2 separate regions of the Homo sapiens genome follow, and region 2 is linked to region 1. The links are chromatin contacts, found by Hi-C or POLR2A ChIA-PET in ENCODE. All regions are on one chromosome and are shown on one strand. Each heading gives the region's core, a stretch centred on a gene start or an enhancer-like site at or near the end of the contact. The rest is flanking DNA. Distances are from core to core; before and after follow the strand shown.

Evidence for each region. Hi-C counts contacts between places; a loop is a spot of excess contacts on that map. ChIA-PET counts read pairs that join two places held with the same protein, here RNA polymerase II (POLR2A). Pooled maps may share reads with other maps.
Region 2: a pooled map shows a loop between it and region 1 (2.1-fold over the local background). The contact joins the promoter of TUBB2B here to the promoter of SERPINB1 in region 1. A Hi-C loop is called at or near these places in 2 of 50 pooled maps. POLR2A ChIA-PET finds 5 or more read pairs at or near these places in 2 of 52 experiments (Caco-2 and K562).

What each region holds. Positions count from the first base shown.
Region 1 is chr6:2,840,200-2,846,746 of GRCh38, forward strand. SERPINB1 (serpin family B member 1) reads right to left here and starts at 1,664. Exons shown (of 7, transcript NM_030666.4): 1 at 1,613-1,664; 2 at 220-395. The coding sequence starts at 387. RefSeq lists a silencer at 1,559-1,608.
Region 2 is chr6:3,226,276-3,232,174 of GRCh38, forward strand. It overlaps TUBB2B (tubulin beta 2B class IIb), which reads right to left and starts at 1,378. Exons shown (of 4, transcript NM_178012.5): 1 at 1,212-1,378; 2 at 286-394. The coding sequence starts at 1,268. It overlaps LOC100422781 (a long non-coding RNA gene), which reads left to right and starts at 5,128. Exons shown (of 2, transcript NR_147505.1): 1 at 5,128-5,887. RefSeq lists enhancers at 361-1,021, 1,022-1,680, 2,976-3,532, 5,525-5,899 and a silencer at 1,285-1,574.

The DNA.
Region 1 (6,547 bases), core at 414-2,913:
AATACGAAAAACAGTTCCTGGTACGTGGTAGGTACTTAGGAAAAACCTGATGATGAATGGAAGCCTGCATACAAGTGTGACTTTTCTGAAAGTCTGATCTCATAAAAATACAGTTCTGAAAACACAAGGTAAGAGCTCAAAGGCACAACCTTTCCATGCAGACTGTCCATTCGTAGGGAGATGGGAGGAAAGCAGACCCTTTTTTTTGTTTCTGCTGACCTTGGACAGCTGTGCTGCCGTGTTACCTCTGGTCCCCAGAAAAACCATGGCCATAGCAGATGAAATGCTGAAGGGAGAGATGAAGATGTTTCCAGCCGGATTGTTCTCACTCAACGCCAGGAACAGGTCCAAGGCGAAGCGGGTGTTTGCTGAGCTCAGCTGCTCCATGGTGAAAACTGCAACACAGAACAGGGTCCTCATGGTGCCCACTGCCCACGCCAGCAGATTAGGCAGCACTATTTCTCCAGAAGCTTCCTCAATTTCTGCCAACCGCCCTGAGGCATCCTGGATCTTGTACTTTCTCCCCGCTTTTTTATTCCAGCAGGGCAAGAACACTTTCCCAGGCCCACAAATGTGGGACCATTCTGGCCAAGGACTCAGCAGTTATAGGGGATTTTAGGGCACCCAGGGTGCCCTAAAGGGCTCTGACCTTGCAGACAGGTGAGTCTGGGGGTGGGGCGGGGGTAAGGCAGGCCCCAGCTACCCCAGCTTTAGTGGGGTGGGAGGGCCCACCCAGCCCTGGGTCTTCCCAACCTATGTGTGGGAGCGCACGTGCTTCTGAGCCTTTGATTCAAGTCTCTGATTCATTGGGCAATGAATCCATTGCCTACCTTCACCTGAACTAAGAGCCTTCTATCAGAGACTCAGCTACCTACTATGCATTAAAACTCCAGCAAAGGTATCACTGTAATTATTATAATAATATAATTCTTCCTTATTTTTGAGGTTCAAAAGGTATGAGGTCCAGTGCCCACAGTCTCAGAGCCGGTGTAGGATGTGCCAGTTTGGAAACCCACCACAGTCCAGGGTCTGGCCGTGCAGCGTCCCATCCGCCACCCACTAGCCCATCTCGATCTCCACTCTCAGAGCCCTGATTTCCCCCGAGGACAGGCAAAGAAGAACCGTGCTGGCTGCTCGGCATGTAAGCACAAAGCTGATTTCTCCTTGTTGTGAAATCGTCTCTAGAATCGCACGGGGTTCCTCCTCTCTCTCCCTGCAGCTGCAGATAGGAGCCGCGGCCTGGCCCTGGGCTGCCTGGAAACCGTCACAAACAGCTCTGGGAGGAAGGGAATTCAGGGAGAAGGGACAACATTCTGATCTCAGGTTTCAGTCTTGCCTTCCGCCTGCATCTGTCGTCCTCCCTCCCTCCCTCCCTCGCGGGCTGGCCCGGCCTGTACCCAGGCGGGGGCGGGGGATCAGAGGTCGTCTGTCTCCGTCGGGGCGCCCGGAAGGGATGGGGGCGCGAAGCTGGCGGGGAGGGCGAGCGCAGGGAGCTGCGGGTCTGAGGGGCCTGAGCCTGGGGGGTGGGGGGTGCCGGGCTGGAAGCTGAGCGAGGGAGCCTGGCCTCTCCCCGCGCCCGCCCCCGCGCCACCGCTCCGAGGCCCGGCCTTACCCGACAGGCCGCCGAGGCACGCTCCGGGCTCCGAGCTGGGTGCGAGGTCAGGAAGGAGGCACCGAGGGCCGCTGCTCTTATAGCAGGCGGAAGCGTCACCCGGGCCAGCAGCCGCGGGCGGGGCGGCGGCCCTTCCCGGTGACTGCGTAGGAGTCCGAGCTCCCGAGGTCGCCTAAGTGCAAGCAGAAGTGAGCGTGGCTTCCGGGCAGCGCCCTCCTCAGGGGCGCGGCTTCTTTCTCAGTTCAAAGCCTTTCCCCGAATCTCTGGCAAGGACCTGAAAAGCTTTTTCTTACTAAGGTGTGAATGACTGAGACGACATATTGTGACACCTCTTAGAGGGCAAATGACTCCCTTTGAGTCCCATCTATATTGGGAGCTTTCTTTGAGAGAAGGAAGCAAATTTGGGGATCTTGCACAGGGAAAAAGAGGGGCCCCCAGAATCAGATGAAACAGAACCAGTTCCAAACACCTGCTCTCTGTTTCCAAGATGACAGCTTGCTGCTGCGTCCTCAATGGTGGAAAGTGGAAGGGCAAAAGGGGCCAAATCTCATGTGAAGTCTCTCGTATAAGGGGCCAATCCCATTCATGAGGAAGGTGCCCTCATAATCCAGTCACCTCCTAAAGGCACCACCTGTTAGTATTGCATTGAGGATTGTTTCAGCATGAATTTTGCAGGGAACACAGACATTCAAAGCATAGCATTCTGCCCCTGCCCTCCAAATTCATACCCCTCTCACATGCAAAATGCATGCATTGTATCCCAGTGGCCTCCAAAGTTCCAGTATCAACTTTAAAATGTAAGTCCAAAGTCTCACCTAAATATCTTCTAAATTAGAAAGGCATAAGATTCAAAGTACAATTCATCCTAAGTGAAATTCCCCTCCAGCTATGAGCCCGTGAAATCAAATAGGTTACAGGCCTTCAAAATACAGTGATGAGACAGGCATAGGACGTACATTCCCATTCCCAAAGGGAGAAGCAGGCAAGAAGAAAGGAGTATCTGGTCCCAAGTAAGTCCAAACCCAACAAGGCAAACAGCATTAAATCTTGGGGCTTCAGAATAATCTTCTTTGATGCTGTGTCCCCCATTCCGAGCACAGGGGGGTGGAGACTGGGTCCCCTAGTGTCCAGGGGATCCACTCCCATGGATTTGCCAGGTGCAACCCATGCAGCAGCTCTCACAGGTTGAGGTCTAGGCTCTCCCAGGATAGACTTGCATGCTGGTGGCTGGACAGTTCTGGGTTCTCAGGGACAGCCCTGTTCCCACAGCTCCACTAGATATTACTCTATTTGGGGCTCTCTGCAGTGGCCCCAATCCCACTGCTCCACTAAACATTGCCCTAGTGAGGGTTTTCTGCAGCAGCCTCACCTCAGTGACAATTCTCAGACTGGGCCCCCAGGGTCCCCAACACATCCTTCAAAATCTAGGTGGAGGTGGCTGTGTCTCCACAGTTCATGCACTCTGTGCACCTGCAGAGTTAGCATCACGTGGACTCTGCCAAGGCTTACAGGAAGGGTGGCCTGACAAGGGCCTGCATAAGCCACACGTGGGATGGTGGCCAAAGAGTGCTGCACCAGAATGTGGGGGGTGGGGGGGCAGAGACTTGAGGCAGCCCTAGGCAGCAAGCCCCAAGGTTCCATGGTGTCCTGAGTCCTCCCTTAAAACTATTCTGCCCTCAGGGTCCTGGCACTCTGGGACAGGGATGAGAATCCAGAACCAGTAACCTCAGAAATGCCTTTGGGTTCATTCTTCCATTGTCTTGATAAATAGCATCTGGCTTCCTTCTACACATACTCATCTCATTATCAAATGTGAACCTGGCAGCACTCTTGGTGTTCCCTCCCAAACATGCCTTTTCATTCTTTACATGGCCAGGCTGAGAATTTTCCAAAACTTTAAGCTCTGCTTCCCTCTTGATTATAAACTTCGTTTTTAATTCATTCTCTCTGCTCACATTTTACTACAAGCAGTCAAGAGAAGCCATGCTGCACTCTCAACGCTTTGCTCAGAGATTTCTTCCATCAAATATCCTAGTTTATTGCCTTTAAGTTCTGCCATTCAGAAAACACTAGGACATAGACACAATTCAGCCAAGTTCATTGCCACTGTGTAACAAGGATGACCTTTCCTCCAGTTTCCTTTTAAGATCTCATCAAAAGTGTCTTTACCATCTATACTTCTAACCGCATTCTGATCAAGACCAGACCACTTAATTAATCTCTAAGATGATTTAGGCTCTCCCTACAGCTCTCCTTGTCTTCTGAGCCCTCACCCTTAATTTCCCTTAAAGCTCTGTTTATGTCTATACAGGCTTTTTCCAGCATGCATCTCCAAATTCTTCCAGCCTCTACCCATTACTCAGTTTCAAAGCTGTTTCCACATATTTAGGTATTAGTTATAGCAACATCCCATTCTCAGTATCAATTTCTGTCATAGTCCATTTGTGCTGCTATAAATACCTGTGATTGGGCAATTTATTAAAAACAGAAATGTATTGCTCACAGTTCTGGAGGCTGGGAAGTCCAAGAATAAGGCATCCACATATTTGGTGCCTGGTGTGGGCTGCTCTCTGCTTCCAAAATGGCACCTTGTTGCTGCATCCAAGGGGGAAATATACTGTATCTTCACGTGGCGGTGGGAGGGATGGAAAGGGATGAACGCACTCCCTCAAGGGCCCAAATCCCACCCATGACGGTTCTGCCCTCATGACTTAAGCACTTCTTAAGGCTCTACCTCTTAATACTATCACATTGGTGATAAAGTTTCAACATATGAATTTTGGGGAGACACATTCAGCCCATAAAACATCTGTTCTGTCAGGTGAGGACACAGCATTTGTCCCTTCTGCCTTTCCCACCAAATGAGAACACCGCAAGAAAATGCCCTCATCAGACACTGAGTCTGCACCTGCAGATCTCGAACTTCCCAGCCTTGGACTTCCCAGCCTCCAGAACTGTAAGAAATAGGTGTCTAGTGTTTACAAGATGTTTTGATAAAGCAGCAGGAAAAGACTAAGACAGGGGCTCTTCTTGAGAAGCCGGCCTTGTTCTTATCCCTCTTGTCTAGGAGAAATGTGTGGACACGGCCACATTACTGCCCCCGAGTCTTCCTAGCCCATCTCATCCAACAATAATATGGAGAAGTGTCAGTCTCCTAAGCGTTTTTCCTTATTCTCCTCCACCTTGAATTATTCCTGAATTATTCCTCCTGCCTCCAGCTCCTGAAAGTAGAACTTAGACTTTTTCTGGCTCTTCAAACGAGCTGCTACTGATCACCCAGAACTCTCAGAAGCATCTTGAGAATTTTTTTCTTCACTCTTCAAGTCATTTTGAATTAGCTTGTTTTCTTGTTCAGTTTAAGAAACTGCTATTAAGTGAATTGTGACACTTTTAATAAACTTGCAGCATGGTGAAATTAAAAGTCTCACAATAGCGTTTTGTAAATATGTTAAATATAATTCTTGTGGGTAAATTATTTCCATGTTGTGCTCGCTGGGTAATATATTTTATTTTAGGTACTAATATATTTTATTTTATTTTATTATTTTATTTAGGTAAAATAAAATAATATATTTTCTTTTAGGTAATTTATTTTAGGTGATTTATTTTAGGTAATATATTTTATTTTATCCTCAAAAGATAAAATGTATAGTAATCCACTAGCAGTTCAGCAACTGGAAATATTTTAAACTCAAAAAAAGCAATTTTTGTGTGCCATAGCCTGTATTTAGTATAGCAAAGGAGAAATATGAAAATAATTATTACATTTGTTTTTAATAAATAATTTTTTGAGCCTGGGCAACATAGGGAGACCCTATCTCTAAAAAACTTTAAAAATTAGCTGGGTGTGGTGGTACACACCTGTGGTCCCAGCTACTTGGGAGGTTGAGGTGAGAGGATCACTTGAACCCAGGAGTTGCATGAGGCTGCAGTGAGCTATGATCGCGCCACTGCACTCCAACCTGAGTGACAAAGTGAGAACCTGTCTCAAAAATAAAAAACAAAAAACACCAAAAAACTAATTTGTAACTTATAAACACAACTAGAAAAATAACACAAAATCATTTTACAGATAATGTTTTCTTATAATAGTCTGAGAATTTTGGGTGAGACTAATTTCATGACAGTGAATAATTTTGGCCCCTGGACAGTGGTTGCAGATAACAAGACGCTTCCAGGAAAGTCTAAAATCATTTACATTTTCCTATCTTAGGCAGCTTACGTGATTGAAATGAGAGAAACAGATAAAATAATCTCTCAGGGTTTCTTCTTTTTTCTTTTCTTTTCTTTTTTTTTTTCTTTTTGAGACGGAGTCTTTTTGTGTTACCCAGACTGGAGTGCAGTGGCACGATCTTGACTCTGCTCACTGCAACCTCCGCCTCCCAGGTTCAAGCGATTCTCCTGCCTCAGCCTCCTGAGTAGTTAGGACTACAGGTGTGCATCACCATGCCCAGCTAATTTTTTGTATTTTTAGTAGAGACAGGGTTTCACGATGTTGGCCAAGCTGGTCTCGAACTCCTGACCTCAAGCAATCTGCCCGCCTCAGCCTCCCAAAGTGCTGGGATTACAAGCAAGCCACCGCGCCTGGCCAGGGTTTCTTTTAGTCCTTTCATTTTCTGCCAAATAATGGAAGAAACCTAGCATTAAAATTTCAGCTGTGTAACACAGCTTCATCCTCCAGAGGGCAGAATTCCATCATTTATAAAATACAAATCACTGGCTTCCGCTGAGACATAAATGCCAGGACATCACGTAATTTCTCCTTTTCAGTCCAGCTTGGTCCTCCTCACTGGGGTACCTAGAATGTCTATAATTTAATTTTCTCTTGCAAATATCCATGTAAGCAGTCCACTGGGGAGTTCCTCTGACCTCGCATCCTTCTTTCCCCCTCATTTCACCAGCTTCCTTTCAGTGTCTCACCTTAGAAGGCTCATT
Region 2 (5,899 bases), core at 128-2,627, 390 kb after region 1:
GGAACAACAGTGACTTAGACCCTCAGGCAAGGACCTCTGCAGAGAAGGGCTTGGCGCCTGCTGCCATCATGCAGATGTTGCCCCAAACAAAGGGAGACCCACCATCAGGTTCTCAAAGGGCTCTGTTGGCATAAGGAAGCCCAATGAAATACTGCAGGGAAAGAGCGGGGATCCTAAACTGAATAGTCCACCCTCTCCCAGGGCCACACCCCTGGGGTCCCACGCAAGGGAAAGGGGAGAAGGTGGAAAAACTGAAGGGAGTGGGGGTGGGGCAAGGGTGATTACCAGTGGCTTCATTGTAGTAAACATTGATTCTCTCCAGCTGCAAATCACTGTCTCCATGGTAACTGCCAGTGGGGTCAATCCCATGCTCATCACTGATGACCTCCCAAAACTGAGACAGAAAGGCTGCATTTAGCCATGAACGATGCCCCCAGAAACGCCAAGGCTCACAATGAAATGTCCCCGACTCAGTTCCGACAACCCAACATTTCAGGAGCTTGAAGCTTTAAAGGGCGTCGTGACCCGGGCACAGCCGCGGGGCTTGTATTTTGCAGGTTCAGAAAGTTGAAACTGGGCGTTTCCCAGGCAAACAGCTGCCGCTCGCGGGGGGAGGTAGGGGTCGAGGGGGTAAGGACCAGCCAAAGCCGGGCAGTGGCGGAGCTTGGCGCACTGGTCGCAGCCCCAGGCTGCGGCAGGAGGCGAGGGCACAGGGACTGCAGCCCGCCAGGAGCGGGTGGGCGGGGAAAGAGGAACGCAAAGGAGCTAAAGGACCGCGGTTTTAGATTCAAAGCACGTCCTGAGACCGCAAGACAATCGCTCTCCTCCCCTCCCCCGGCAGCTCGACTCCGGTTCAAGCGAGTACAATTAATCCTCCTGGTGTCCCAGCCCCTCGCGCGGAGCGCCGCGCACAGCCTCGCGGACACACCCTCGTCTTCTCCAGGCACGCGTGCCTGCCAAGCAGCCAGCGCGGAGGGAGGCCGAGGGGGTGACGGGGACTCCAAATGAGTTACAGCAGAAAGAAAGAGAGGTGCCCCCTCCGTCCGCGAAAGTCACCTCCTAGCCCAGGCCACACTCGGCGGCACAAAGCGGCCAGGAAGGTCTGCATTTGGCGATCCCCAGGCCTTCCCAGGACCGCGCCTGGGGACCCCGAGGGGCTCTCGGCCCAGGTTCGCGCCCCCATTGGACCCCCTCCGCTGCGGCGCGCCCACCTTGGCGCCGATCTGGTTGCCGCACTGGCCCGCCTGGATGTGCACGATCTCACGCATGGTGCCTCGTCAGCGTCCTCCTGGTCCGGCGGCGTCTGGGTCTGTCCGTCCTCCCCTCACACACCCACTGCGGGGTCACCGGGAAGGCGCTCGGGAACCGACGGGCTGAGAGCGCCGGCCCCGCGGGCTCCGGCTTTTATGCAAGGAGGGTGGGGCGGCCGGCACAGGCCGCGCCCCCAGCCCGAGCCCCCCAGTCCCCTTCGCGCTGGCGCTCTCCAGGCCCGGCTGACGTAATGCTCCGAGCCCTAGGGACCGTCCGGGGGGCTGGACCACCGGCCCGCGGCCAATCAGAGCGGGCGTGCCGACCGGGAGAGGGGTGGGGGCTACCGGGAGTATGGTGGGGGCGTGCGCATTGTCTGGGGCTGTGGTGGGGGTCTGGGTATGGGGATATGGGGGAACAGTGAAGAAAAGGAGGGTGAGAGGGCGGCGAGGCGAGGGCCACCAGCGCGTCCTGACCGGGGTGGGGGCAGAGCTGGCACCGGATGGGAACGATGGAGGACTGGAGCATGTGGAGAAGCCGTCAGGTGCTCCAGTGCCGGCAGGTGGGAGGGCTGAGGTGGCACAGGCTGCTCCGCCACCTCGGACTGCGGCTCCTACTCGGCCACTGGCCAGAGTCCCTCCAGCCAACTGCCCCTGGTGAGACCACCGTCTTTTTCCTCAACCCTGGAGGCCAGCGACTGCCCAGGCGGCGCTCCGTCTCACAGAGGCCTGGGGGAGGACAGGTGGCCCCAGAAGGAAGTCGTGCTTGATGGCAACCGGGACACCTGCGGCCCATGAACACCAGCGCGGCCTCCGCCCCCGCCCCAGCGTGGGCCTGCTTTCTCCTTTGTCTGTCTTGGGCTGGTAGCTCCTCTCACTGCGCCGCAGCATCTAGGGGTGAAGCGACCTCGGAGCCCCTCAGCCCTGCCCGACCCTCTCCGGGAGTGCATAACGCCCCTGCTGGTACCCAGGAGCCCTCTGCCCCGGGGGTTGACTTTTGTTGCTCGCTAGTGATGGAGTGGGAGTGGCCGGTGGCGCTGCACTGACCGTCCGGAGGGCAGAAAGAGGGTGGGGTCCCGGGGGCGGGGCTGTCGGCGGAACAAAGGGCTCTCAGAAACGTGGGATACGCTGTGTAACCCAGTATTTAAAACCACACGACAGGCGCCCCACCCCCCCACCCCGCCCTCGGATTCAGTTCATCTATTGTCAAGTAAGAGGGTGGGTTCCAAGGGTGGCCCAAGCCCGAGTAACAAACTTTCTTATCTTCCATCGCGGCGACCTGGAGGTCCGAGGCTTCGTGCTGCGGTTGAAGGGTGGGGAATACGACTAAAAACTGCAGCCCAGCGCGCGCGAGACGACCCAAGACCCACGCGCACTCGCACGAGCGCGTGCACAGACTTGGAGCACAGACCCTCCCTTCAGATCCGCAGTCTCTAGGTACTGAGGCAGGAACTGGTCTCTTTGTTACTTTTCGCGCGCGCGTGTGTGTGTGTGTGTGTGAGAGAGAGAGAGAAAGAGAGAGAGAGAGAGACTAATCCTGCGTGCGTTTGAGGGCGGGAGGGGAAAGGGTGTCAGAAACGTTCACTGCACAACCTGTTCCCTGCAATTCGATGACTGAAGCGCGCCGCCCCACACTTCGGAAGGGCCGTTGGCGAGGTGACGTGACCTCTTTCATCCCCTGGCGAGAAAGGCCGAATGACCCGGGCGCACGCGGCGGAGCTCAGCCTGCAGCTGTTGAGCGAGACCCTCCCAGAACTATCAGCAAGCTGTCATCGCCTCCCTTTCCCGCTGTGGGGTGGAGGGTGGGGGGTTCAAGTCGATTCCAATGTACAAAGAGAAGTAGCGAGAACAAAAGCCCAGGCGCCCCCAAACATCCAGGGCGCCCAGACTGGAGCTCGCCGGCCGGTATTCCAGACCCGGCCGGCGTGCCCGGGTGAGGGTGGGGTCTACCGAGAGGCAGAGAGCAGCGGAGGGTCTGTCCACATGCCCTGCTCTCCCGGTACCAAGGTCTCGGGGCCTGACCTCCGAGTTTCTAATCCAGATCCTGCAGATGCCGAAACGTCGAGGGCTAGCAATTCCCAAGGTCATACAGCAAGTTGAGGACAGGGCTCGGACTGGAATCTCGTCTTTTGGGCACACCAGACCTCAGGGAAAGTGACCGCATCTCGGCCAAAAGGGCTGTGGCAGGTGTCAGCCTCGAGGTGGCGGCTCTGGTGGGACCAAGCTGCGCCGGAAGGAACAGAGCTAGGGCGGCACCCGCGCGGCGAGTGTAGACACACTCGGAGCGGTCACCCCCTCGCTGCGAGCTCCCAGGAGCAACCCTGATGCTCAGCGCTGGGGGGTGGGGTTGGGGGCCGCTCAGCTCCATGCTGAGTAACTTGAGCTGGCCGCCTGCCTCCTTCATCTAACCAATTCATTTCTCAGCTTCTGTTTCCGAGCCAAATCTCCATTCAGTGCCCGGGTGAAAACGCGTGTTCAAGATCATATAGATAGATGAAAAGACCCTTTCCTCTCAGGTTTCTTTTAAAGGGGTTGGTTTGGGATAGGATGAGGCTGGAAATCATCCTTCTGAAAGCCCAGAGTGCCCTTGGGGACACTTTTGGCCCAAGATCTGCTTTCCTTTCAAGCATTTTGCTCGAATTGTCCCCACACCCCTGCCCCTTCCGGGCAGCCAGTCTTGTTAACCGGTCTACATCGCACCCCCACCCCCACCCCCACTGGAATTGTGATGCTGCACATTTTTATTTTCACAAGGAGCCGATTTTGTGTTAAAATGTTGACAACAGCCACACCTTTCCCTGAAGTCTTTCAGTTTATCTGATAACCCTTAAACAAAAAAATCATTCTTAATCCATGTAGCTCGCATAAAGAGACTGGTACCCGGCTTTCAAAGAAAAAAAAAGTCGTTTTCAGTTGGGTCCCCAGCATTTCTGTCTATTCATTATATGCAATGCGTCTCAATCTAGGTCATCGTATATCAGGCACGAAGATTTCGGGGCAACATATTTCATGATCTCTTAATGTTAGTCTTGATGATGTACTAACATTTAAAAATTTTCCCTTCCAGAGACAATTGTAGAAATATTGCTGCATAAAATACAATTCAACATTTGTTTTATACGTAATCTATTGCGTGACTGAGGTGAGCAAGATATCCCTTAAACTATTAAAATTATATTTGCTTTCACAATTTTCAGATTACTTTCAACGGCATGTCCTCAAGTGAATTTGCATTTCTCTATTACACACACAGTCATTGTTTGAAGAAGTCTGATAGAAAAGAGGCTTTATATAGTAGTAAATTTTTAAAGCACTGTTTTCATAATGTAGCATATATTTTTGACACATTTATTGAAATTACTAGACATTTAGCATTAGGGTTCTTCACTGCTTGCCAGGATTCACCGCTTAAAACCCCAAAAACCCAGCCCGCAGCCCCCATAGCTGGCTCTGCAGCCGAGATGCACGCGGTTTCCTAGGCAACCGACACTTAGCCAATGAATGAAGAGGAGTTGAAAGAAAGAGACTGCAAATCCATCATTATTTCCTTACACACACACACGCACACACACACACACACACACACACACACACATCACCTCTTCTCATAGCTCTCCATTTAGAAATATTGGAAAGCTACCAATCCTAGCATTTATGTAAAAGAGCCAAATGCCCGGGGCATGGGGGCTAGGAAGCGGTCGCAGCCCCATACTGTGACTGCGGAAAGGACACAGTGGAGGAAGCTCCCGGGATCCGCCAAGATCTGCGCCTTCTCAGCTTTGTCGCTCCCCAGTTTCTATTCCATTGCCCTCCCCCTTCCCCCCAGGCCTTCCCTCCTCCGCCTGGGAAGCCAGCGGCCCCGGCGGAGCTGCCCGGCACTGTTTAGTCGCAGGGGCTGCGGGGTGGCAGCCTCAGAGCCCTGTCCTTCCGCAGCCGTGGGCCCCGCAGGGACCAGCCAAGCAGGGCAACCAAAAGCTGGAACCAGCAGCGAAAACCCCGAGCCCACGAACGCAGCGCAGTGCGGGAACACTTGCCCTTTGTTCCTCAGTAAGGCCGGGTGTTTTCGCATCCCCGGAGGTTGTGAATTTGAGTTATAATGGCCTCGGTCGGGACTGAGAGAGCCGAGCTTCCACGAGAGAGCTTTGCCTGCTTTGTCCTACAAATCGGCGGAGGGAGTAGCATCCTGGCTTTTCTAGGGCGCCATTTCCCTGCTACAGGCAATCTCCCCTCCCCCACGCTGTCAATGATTTGTGGGATTCTTAGGCAGGCGGGGCAGGCCGAGCCCAGGGAATGCACGCTGAGTCCTAGACACAGAGCCAGGCCGGGTGGAAAACAAAAAGAGAAGAAGTGATTATGAAATAATAAGACGGACCGTGTGCCCCTTGCAAGGTGCGGCCTGCGAAATCAACAGACTTATAAATAAGGTCTGGTGGAAGCGCAGGAGCGCACGCGGGAGGCTATGGCGGGGGAACCTCTGTGAGTTCCGCGGCGGAGGCTAGAACATCGCTGTGGCTGCGGGACCCTCACCCGGCGCTGAAAACCCTCCACATCAGCTCCTGCTCGGAAATGTCTCCGCAGCTCACCAGTGCTTTTCGAAATCTGCCCAAGACCTTTGTTTGCCATTTAAATGAAATGAAAACGTGCGTATCCAG